3 separate regions of the Homo sapiens genome follow, and regions 1 and 2 are each linked to region 3. Evidence: chromatin contacts called from ENCODE Hi-C or POLR2A ChIA-PET data. All regions are on one chromosome and are shown on one strand. The core of a region is the stretch at or near the end of the contact, and the rest is flanking DNA. Distances in the headings are between cores, read along the strand shown. Region 1 holds the start of TBL1XR1-AS1 (TBL1XR1 antisense RNA 1). Region 2 has its middle 86 kb from the start of TBL1XR1-AS1. Region 3 overlaps LOC105374235 (a long non-coding RNA gene).

Region 1 (2,807 bases), core at 195-2,694, 1.3 Mb before region 3:
TTCCCAAGTAAAAAGCACTTAAGCACCCATGGCACATCAAAGGTTAGTCTTAATATTATATGAGTAAACAAGCTAGCTAGGTAAACTACCCTGCCTTCCTTTATTACTAGTTTAATTTGTTTAACTAAAGGTAAAGGAACCAGGCCGCGTTCAGCCAGATCTATTACTGAAGTTACTTCTCAGTTTTCCAAGAAGATATGTGTCTATTTCTATAACTATCTCTAATATTTTTCCCACCAGCCTGATTGAACCCCAACAGTGAACCACCAGGCCTGGCCATGCCCAAGGATTTTAAAGACCACCTATCTGCTGAGAATTCCCAGTTTTTAATCTTGAGCTTACAGTTCTCTAAGCATCAGTCCCACCTATCTCCTCCATTCGCATGACTCAGCGTCACCTTCTCATTCCATCTGGCATTCCCTCTTCTCAGAAAACGGCCCATTACACATTATCCATCCATCCTAGTTTTTGCTTTAAAATCCTTTGTGACATTTAAACATTCTTAGGATGAAGAAAAGCTCTCTAACAATTTCTAGTTTTAACCTCTCTCCAGCTTCAACTCAATATGTGGCACAAGGCCCTCTGGACACTGCCCTTCTGTCATTTCCTCATATGTGTCACACACAGTTCCAGAAGAAGTTTTTTTCATGTTATAAGCATTAATACGTGTGCACATAAGGAAAAGCCAAAGATGAAAGCATTAAGAAGAGTATTAATACTAGCAATTTTGTAAGGGAGCCCAGACTTAAGAAGAACTGTCTAAAAACATAGCAGATACTTAAAGGAGAAAACCTCACAAGTTTCGCAAAGTTAAATTTAATCTGTTCATAGTAGCAGGAAAATCAGTTTTCCCTCATGATTTTCATATCTGTAACGGTCATCACATCTGCAGTCCTTGGTACTGCAAAGTCAAGGATAAAACTGTTTTCAGTAGAGGGTTAGCTGTTGCAGGAGAGGGCTCAAAGCTTCATTTATTTTGGAAATAAGTATTACGTTGTTCTTTATCTCCAAATGCTTTTTTCCCCAAATGAGGAATCTGGTGTGCTTAGGTGCGAGACAGCAGTTTTGCTTTTAGTCATACAACAAGAAAAACAGAGATCCATGTTGAGATGTGGATGTTGGTATGTCAACTAGGCTCGCTCACTGAGAGATTCTCTGCTATGTATCAGTTTCCCAGCAATGGTGATACATAGTCATACCACAGCAAAATCAAATTAATACAACGCAAAGAATTCCAATCAAATCCATGAATGCTACAAAGATTTTGAGTACTTATTAAGTCAAATCTTTACATATGCAAATAAACTTTAATTGCAAATAAACTTTAATTGCCTCAACATATGACTTTCTAATGGTGAAGACAATTTATAGCATGACCTTTCTTACTATTGGTGATGTCTAATTTTATCTGTCTTCTTGACTGAGTCACAGGGTACAGATATTTGGTGAGACATTATTTCCGGCTGTGTCTGAGGGTGTTCCCAGTTGAGACAGGCATTTAACTTAGCTGACTGAGAAAAGCAGACTGCCACCCTCCCCAATGGGCGGCGGGGGGGGCATCACTCAGTCCAGTGAGGCTCTAAACAGAACAAAACCGCCAAGGAAGCAAGAATTCTCTGCCTCAGCCTGACTGCTGAGTTGGTATATTGGTCTTCTGCTCTTGGACTGGGACTTACACCATTGGCACTCCTTCTCTGGCCCTGGAATGGAACCACACCTCCATCTTTCATGGGTCTCCAGCTTGTAGACAGCAGACTGTGGGACTTCTCAGCCTCTATAATCACGTGAGTCAATTTCTCACAGTAAATCTCTCATCCATCCATCCATCCATCCATCCATCCATCCATCTTCTTATTGGTTCTGTTTCTCTGGAGAGCCCTAACTAATAGGGTATCATATGTCTCATTGTATCACAAGCCATCATTTTAATATAATTTGCTACATTCAAATAGTTTTATGTATTTCAGAAAAGAAACTATAAAATTTAAAAAACAATGGTTAGCCATTTAAAATGTTGGAGTTTTCATGCAGGTACAAACACTCCATGTAAGACAGACATTCTAAATGGTCTTAAAATGGCCAGAGCAACCATACTGTGTGACACCGCCAACCCATTTCTCCCTACTAAGCAAATTACCTTTAAAGTCATGTCGTCAGAACAGGAGGCCAAGAGATTGCCAGTTGGGTCCCATTTGATAGCATTTACTTCATTCTAAAAATAATAGTAAATATTCACATTTTCATTGTATAGACTGGGTAGCTACTTGAATATTAAACATACATACTTTAAAACTATTCTGAAACATTACTTGTTAATCATGACCACTTTAATGTGGAAAAAAGGTTTCTTACCGTATGTCCTTGGAATGTTTTAATAGGTCTGTCTTGTCCTAATTTACAGACATGAATGCACATATCTGTACTACAAGAAGCAAAGGTGTTGTTGCTCTGCCAATCAACATCCAATGCTGGTGCTGCAAAGGAACAAAGGTTAGATTTGCTTTTATTCCACATGTACTAAAATCCAAGAGTTTTAGCTTTGAACCATTGTTGACTAATAAAATATACTAACAGGCACTTAAACATTTTACTTTATACTTTTTAAGATATTAAGAAAAAATTAAAATAAAAGTATCTATATACAACAATATTAACAAATTTCAATTTAGTTATTTCTAGGTGAGACAGACCCTAAGAGAAAGTACACTGGCCTAGTAACTGGGAGATGAAGGTTCCTGAGAGCTGGCTCTGTGGGTCTTGGGTTCTCTTTTATAAAATGATAAAATTAAATGTGATGATATCATGCT
Region 2 (3,211 bases), core at 342-2,841, 1.4 Mb before region 3:
CCTTGACATATGTCAGAGTTCTTCCTCCTTAGAGGTAAAATGGGGGAGAGATAAGGCATAAGGAAAAGAAAGACATTGACAACATGGAAAAAAAAAAAAAAAAAAGACCAGATCTTAAAAAGAAAAACTGGCCACGAGAAATTTTCATTGGTGAGAGAAGCCCAGAGATCTTTAAAATAAAGATGGCTACTCTTCCATTTTAAATTGTTTCCCATGCAGTGTTCTATTCTGAGATCTCCCTGCTGTATTAGTCAGCTAGAGCTGCCATAACAGATTACCACAGACTGAGTGGCTTAAACAACACAAATCTGGAGTCCAGAAGCCTAAGATCAAGGTGTTGGCAAGGTGGGTTTCTTCTGGGACCTCTCTCCTTGGCTTGGAGATGGCTTTTTCCTGGGTCTCCACATGTTCTTTTTCTCTGTGTGTCCATGTCCAAATCTCCCCTTCTTATAAGGACACATGTCATATTGAATTAGGGCCCATCTCAATTATTTCATTTAACTTTAATTACCTCTTTAAAGACCCTTATCTCTCAATGCGGTCTCATTCTGGGGTACTGAAGATTAAAACATAAACACATGAATTTGGGGTTAGGGGAATATGCAATTCAACTTCTAGCACCACCACCCACCCGCCCACACACATACACACACTTTATGCCAGACTTTCAGTAAAAATCTGCAAGATACACTGTCTTGGGTAAAAGAAATTGGTGGAAAATTAAAGACAAAGTTGTCTTCCATATATGGAATTAATGACAAAAATAGAAAAGGAAAAAAAATGGCCAGGAGGTGAGATGCAAACAGGGAATAAGAATTTAACAGAAGCAGGAAATCAAGGTTAGGAAAGCAAAGAAAAATGTGCCAGGAACAGTTTAACCCTACCCCCACCACAGAGATACTAGGATTCCCAACCAGATGTGGATTTGGCCTTGAGTGTATTTTGTTTTGTTTGTTGTGACTATTAAATGAATGATAAATCCTAAATCCTGGACATCTTTGGGTGACATGGTGATAACTGGTATGGCAATTTTTCAGTGAATTACCATTAAATCCCAGCCTATCTAATCACAGGTCATGCAACTCATTGCGGTAGAAATGTAGTCCAAATATTCATCTCTTGATTCCCAGCCCAGTTTACCATCCCTCATCATTAAAACAGAACTAGAGAGGATGACAAGGGCTAGAGGTGAAAACAACAGTGGGCCTCTCCTTGGATCCAAGGCAGCACAATGATTCAAAATCAAATGTGTGGCTGCCCAGGAGAGAAATTCAGGTGACTCACAGACGCTCTTTGACTCAGTCCTGTGTAATGGAATTTCAAAACAGGAATAACATTATTACACCTTCCAGCAATTCACAGCCAATATTTGCAATTAAAAATCACCGGGTTCTAGCCTTAAATAAGGCTGTTGAAGAACTTATGCTAATAAATGGCTCTCCTTCGCACTTACAAAATTATTCTAAGCCATTGGGAAAGGTCACTTCTGCTAACAGTGTACAAAAAAAAGATCTTCCCTTTGGTTCTAATTCTGGGTGAATGGCATGCCTGTGGGGCTGACTGACAGGACCCTGTGCCAGCATGGTGCCACATGCCAGCTGGTCAGTACAGCCAAGGAGCATACGTATGCTGGGCCCTGTATCAGCAGTCTCAGCTGGTCACTGACAAGGCAACCATGCTGAAGACATATTTTGCAATTTGGTCACACTAAAATTTGATTGCGTGTGTATGTGTGAGTCCATGTATGTTTAATGATATGAATCAATACAGTTTATTGGCAATTGTTTTTCAGACTGACAATAAGCAACACAAAAGCTCAAATAAATTGTTTCTCATCTCTTTGGAATCATGTGGAGCAAACAGGTGTAAAAAAGGAAAAGGAAAAACAGCCAAAAAAAGAGGACAGGTAAATGAGACATTTTACAGTACATTAAGGTGTGAGGCTGGCACTGCATTCTTACTAAAATACACACACACACAAATTGGGGCCTTATAGAGGAAAGAAAATAAATTTAATCTCCAGCTCGCCCAATGCAAATTCAAGGCATTCCATTCTTACTGTTCACTCCCAAAAGCTACAATCTGGCCAGTAGGACAAGAATTATGCAGGCATAAAAATATGGAGCAAAAATAAGGGAAGAAAATGGGTCCCTGAAAACCTTAAAGAAATGAAATATACTTTAAGAAATATTGGAGGGGTCTGGAAGCAGACACTGGAACAGCAACCAAATCAGTGTTCAGGTATCCAGGAAGCTGTTTGGGGTGGGAGGGAGTAAGGCTTACGAGGGCGGCCTGACCCCCAGGACGCCACGGGTCGAGTCGAGGAGTTAATGCAGGATGTTGCTGACCAGCAAGAACTTGCAGAGGAGATTTTAACAACGATTTCAAGACCTGCAGGGTCTGGAAGAGTTTGACAAGAATGAGCTCATAGCGGAATTAGAAGAACTCATCTCACTTCAAAGCCATAGGGCTGCATCACTGCTTCCTCTACAGAGTCTGCACAGGGGAGGGGAAAACTGGCCGGGGCAGGGGGCAGTAAGCAGAGCAGCAGATGCCTGCTGTTTATGATGTTGAATTATATAAAATAAACTGTATTTGCAAATCCAACATTTAGCTTCTGGGCTAGATATCATAACTTCACTGCTGAATCCTCAATGGAAAGAGCCACTTGTTTGCACTTGAAGGTGTCTGAAAATGTCATCTCTGTCCTTTTAAGACAGGCAACTTGTTCCACGTTTCTCTGTCAGACTTGTATGGTACTGGAAGAAAAGCCATTTTTTAAAAGTCATAGACCTTCCCTTGTCCTTAGCTGTAATAATACATCTGATTTTGGTTTCCTAAAGAGTTGTATTTCTCTTCAACCCTGTATGTACCTCTCTTGCCCACTCCTCATTCCCACTCCACTGGTCTTTCGGAGTTTGTGATTCTTATTTGAAATTGACAATATTCTCTTGAGAGCAAGTAAGATTGTTAGAATTAAATTGCAGCCATAGAGTTTTTAAATATAATTCTAAGGTCCTTGAGGCTGTTTGTAGTAACTGCTAGATAACTTGTTGGAAACATGTGCACACATTTGTATTCAAATGAAATTATAGTTTGCACTATCATCTATTAAATATCTTGATTAATTTTTTAAGAAAAGGAAAATATTGGAAAACCCCAAAAAGCAATTTTATTTTGTTTATTTATTTATTTATTTTGAGACGGAGTC
Region 3 (3,000 bases), core at 89-2,588:
TAACTGATAACAGAGCTGTGGGATAAGCAAGGCATTGGTCATAAATGGAATGTTCTAGTCTGGTGTTCCTCATTTAGGTGCTTTTTGACCTTTGGTGGCTTCTGACATCATGAAATGAGATACAGTCGCTACCTGCTAAGGGACAGAGTGAAGAGGGATGAGAGGAAGTCTCAGTGATTCTCTGCTCAGGTGATTTGCAATACCAGAAGCCAGAAACTGAACTTTCCCAGGAATCTCTCTCTCACCTGCCTGTTTGCTTGATACACCATTACAGCTGCTCCATTACAGTTGCTCAAGAAGAAATGGCTGAAATGGAGCTGTTGCCTCTAGCTGACCAGAATTGGAATGCTCATGTGACCATCTGACCTTTTCTGACAGATAAGACACAGTAATAAAAATAAGAATATGCTTCTCATGTCTGAGTGCGATATAATTTGCATAGCATTTTCAGACACATTTCTGAAGGAGATCCTCCCTGTAGCCCTGGGTGGGAATTGGAATTCGGATGAGGTTTTTCTTTTCCATTTATTTATTTTATTTTATTTTTAGATGACAGAACTTAAGCCCATTGTGCTTCTGCGATTTTCCCAGATTAACACAGGTATTAAGTGGTTGAGTCATTTCCAAGCATTTTTGCACAATTAGCTATTTGTCCTGTCCCTGTCTCCCTGTCCCCAAACCAAAGCAACTTATGTTTATTCAAATGAGGTAGAGATCTAGATGACCTTCCAGGACCCTTCCAATGACACGTATCAGTCACCATATTAATAGCAATATATCTCTCAGAACTAGCCCAAGGATTTAGTAGATTTCCAGATTACTTTGGAAGGAGCAATAATTATAGTCTTTTAGTTGGAACCAGAGAATCACACTCCAAGAAGATTATAAATGGTCATAACTTATATATTTATTTCACTCTGTTGTGCCAAGAGCTAGCAGCTTACAATCCAATAGGGAAGATAGATATTAAATGAAGAAGTACACAATGCCTTAATTCCTACAGTGCTATTTAAAGGATGACAATACTCCCCTGGATACCAGCTAATATATGTCAAACTTCTTATCAATAAACAAATCACAGATTGTTAAGAGAAAATCATGGCAGAAAATAAAGCCAGTTTTGTAGATCATGATTTTCTCTATTGTGGAGTTGATAGAAAAAAAAAAGAGAGTCTGTAAACTACAGAAAAAAAAATATAGCTGAAAAAGTAACCCTGTGGTCTTCTTGCTAGTCACCACTTAAGGAAGTAGAGATTTTTCCAGACCCTTCTGTCACTCTGGGCAGGTGACTGACTTATAACTCAGGTGTGCATTTGCCTGCTTAAATCTGCCTCAGTTCCAAACAGCTTGCCATGCTCTATATATAGAGATGACTTCACCCTCTGTTGGAATGCAGCAGCTGTTCAGCAGTGCACACTGATATGCTTCAGAGACTTAGGCCATATCTAATTGAGCACTTCAATACTGCAGAGATAGGCGCCTTGGAAATATTTAGATAAAATACCTTTGGCCAGATGGAAGCCGGCCAGGATACCAGCATAAAATCTTCATCTCACAGGACTGCTAGTGAGCCTTGGCGGGGGGCTCCATGGAGGGAGGTGGCATCAGGAGAGATGCCAGTCTGTCCTATCCACCCCCTGCACTGTAAACATGACACAAAGAATAGTAGGAAATAGGAGAAATCAGAATTTTGTTGCTTCCTCCTTCTCCCCTTGGCAGACCAAACACAGCCTACCCTCTGTGAAAACAATCTGAATGTTAATGGTGCCTCCATGTCAGGAAGCTTCCCAGTTGTAATATTCCCCCACAGGACTGTCCCTTCCCCTAGAGGCCAGATTGCCAGCCCTGGAAATTGGTTGGCAGGTATAGAATCAATGGTACTTTTTAAACATTTATTTGCCTAGGATTCATTGCTAATCTTGCTAGGAGAAGCAACCAGCTATCACAGTTGGCTGGGAACTGGCCAGAAAGCACTTCTGGCTTTGCTACCCATGGTCCACATGACTCCAGCAAGCCTGTGTTGTGCTGGATCTCACTTTTCCCATCTGTAAACTTTAGAGATTGGCAGATTTAACTTCAATTTCTCTTCCAGCTCTAAAAGAACCTGTGTGTGTCTTTCACGACACAACTCCCTCTCCCATTCTTTTTTCTTAGAAGAAAAAGAAAAAAAAAGAAAAAACATTAGCAGATGATAATGAAAACATCTTGCATTTGCATGTAATCTATTGTTTAGATAAATATATCCACCTTTAAGCCAAAGTAAGTGCTATTATTTTCATTTAGAAGAATCAACAGAAACACAGAGAAAATGAGTGGTTTGCCCAAATCAAGCAATTAGAAAGTACATTTGAACTGGGTCTCTGTCTTATCAATGATGAAGGGATCATTTACACAGTAATGCAATTGCCTATCTGGATGTGTCATTTATATGGACTCAGAAAAAATATCGAGGTTAGGAATAATAAGTATCTAGCTTTGGGTCTTATCTATGCTTGGATTTAGGGGTTTGGAAATAAAACACACAGTCTGGCCCTCCAGGTTCACAGTGCAGTAGGGGCACTGGCCTAGTTAACCAATGCTTGCCTGCCATACAATGTGGTAAAACACTGAATAGGACATCAAATTTATACTTGGAGCTTTAGAGGGCTGAAGTCAGGGGAGGCTTTGCAGAAATGTGTATGTGCTACCCAGGCAGAAAAGGATAGTGGAGCAGGGGGCAGACAGTGAAGAAAGTGCTAGGGAGGTTCTACAAACAAATAGTGTGTGAGTGACTGGAGTTTAGAATGCTTGTCATAAATACTGGGCCTTTCACATAGCAAGATACACAACAATCGAATATTTGAACATCCAGGTGGAAAAGTTTATTGGCAGCTGGATATGAGAGTCTGACGCTCAGGGTTGAGGATGAGGTGTAAATACAAAAGCCATTGAGCCTCAATTTTTTATTGCATTTTTCTCTCTCCATTTCGAATATTTTAGTTTCTCTGAAGTGACTGAAAA

The links. A loop is a pair of places that touch in the nucleus more often than their neighbours do. ChIA-PET counts read pairs that join two places held with the same protein, here RNA polymerase II (POLR2A). Pooled maps may share reads with other maps.
Region 1: a map of right cardiac atrium shows a loop between it and region 3 (3-fold over the local background). The contact joins the promoter of TBL1XR1-AS1 here to the enhancer-like site in region 3. A Hi-C loop is called at or near these places in 22 of 168 maps with a recorded cell type or tissue (CD4-positive, alpha-beta T cell, CD8-positive, alpha-beta T cell, Right ventricle myocardium inferior and 11 more) and 8 of 50 pooled maps. POLR2A ChIA-PET finds 5 or more read pairs at or near these places in 1 of 52 experiments (CD4-positive, alpha-beta T cell).
Region 2: a map of cardiac septum shows a loop between it and region 3 (2.1-fold over the local background). The contact joins two enhancer-like sites. A Hi-C loop is called at or near these places in 1 of 168 maps with a recorded cell type or tissue (cardiac septum) and 2 of 50 pooled maps.

The regions. Positions count from the first base shown.
Region 1 is chr3:177,035,961-177,038,767 of GRCh38, forward strand. TBL1XR1-AS1 (TBL1XR1 antisense RNA 1) reads left to right here and starts at 1,445. Exons shown (of 4, transcript NR_174966.1): 1 at 1,445-1,784; 2 at 2,402-2,490. It overlaps TBL1XR1 (TBL1X/Y related 1), which reads right to left. Exons shown (of 16, transcript NM_024665.7): 11 at 2,353-2,474; 12 at 2,138-2,212. RefSeq lists an enhancer at 1,420-2,619.
Region 2 is chr3:176,949,725-176,952,935 of GRCh38, forward strand. No RefSeq gene overlaps it. Among named protein-coding and RNA genes, the nearest start is that of TBL1XR1-AS1, 86 kb to the right of the region's middle. Within about 2 kb of position 1,592, at least 6 of the 41 ENCODE cell types and tissues checked have a DNase peak (open chromatin) inside an H3K27ac peak, as active enhancers do.
Region 3 is chr3:178,319,178-178,322,177 of GRCh38, forward strand. The region is part of intron 2 of LOC105374235 (a long non-coding RNA gene); the gene reads right to left. Among named protein-coding and RNA genes, the nearest start is that of LINC01014, 99 kb to the right of the region's middle. RefSeq lists a silencer at 790-990. Within about 2 kb of position 1,339, at least 6 of the 41 ENCODE cell types and tissues checked have a DNase peak (open chromatin) inside an H3K27ac peak, as active enhancers do; they include dorsolateral prefrontal cortex, heart right ventricle and left ventricle myocardium inferior, where a contact is called at or near this core.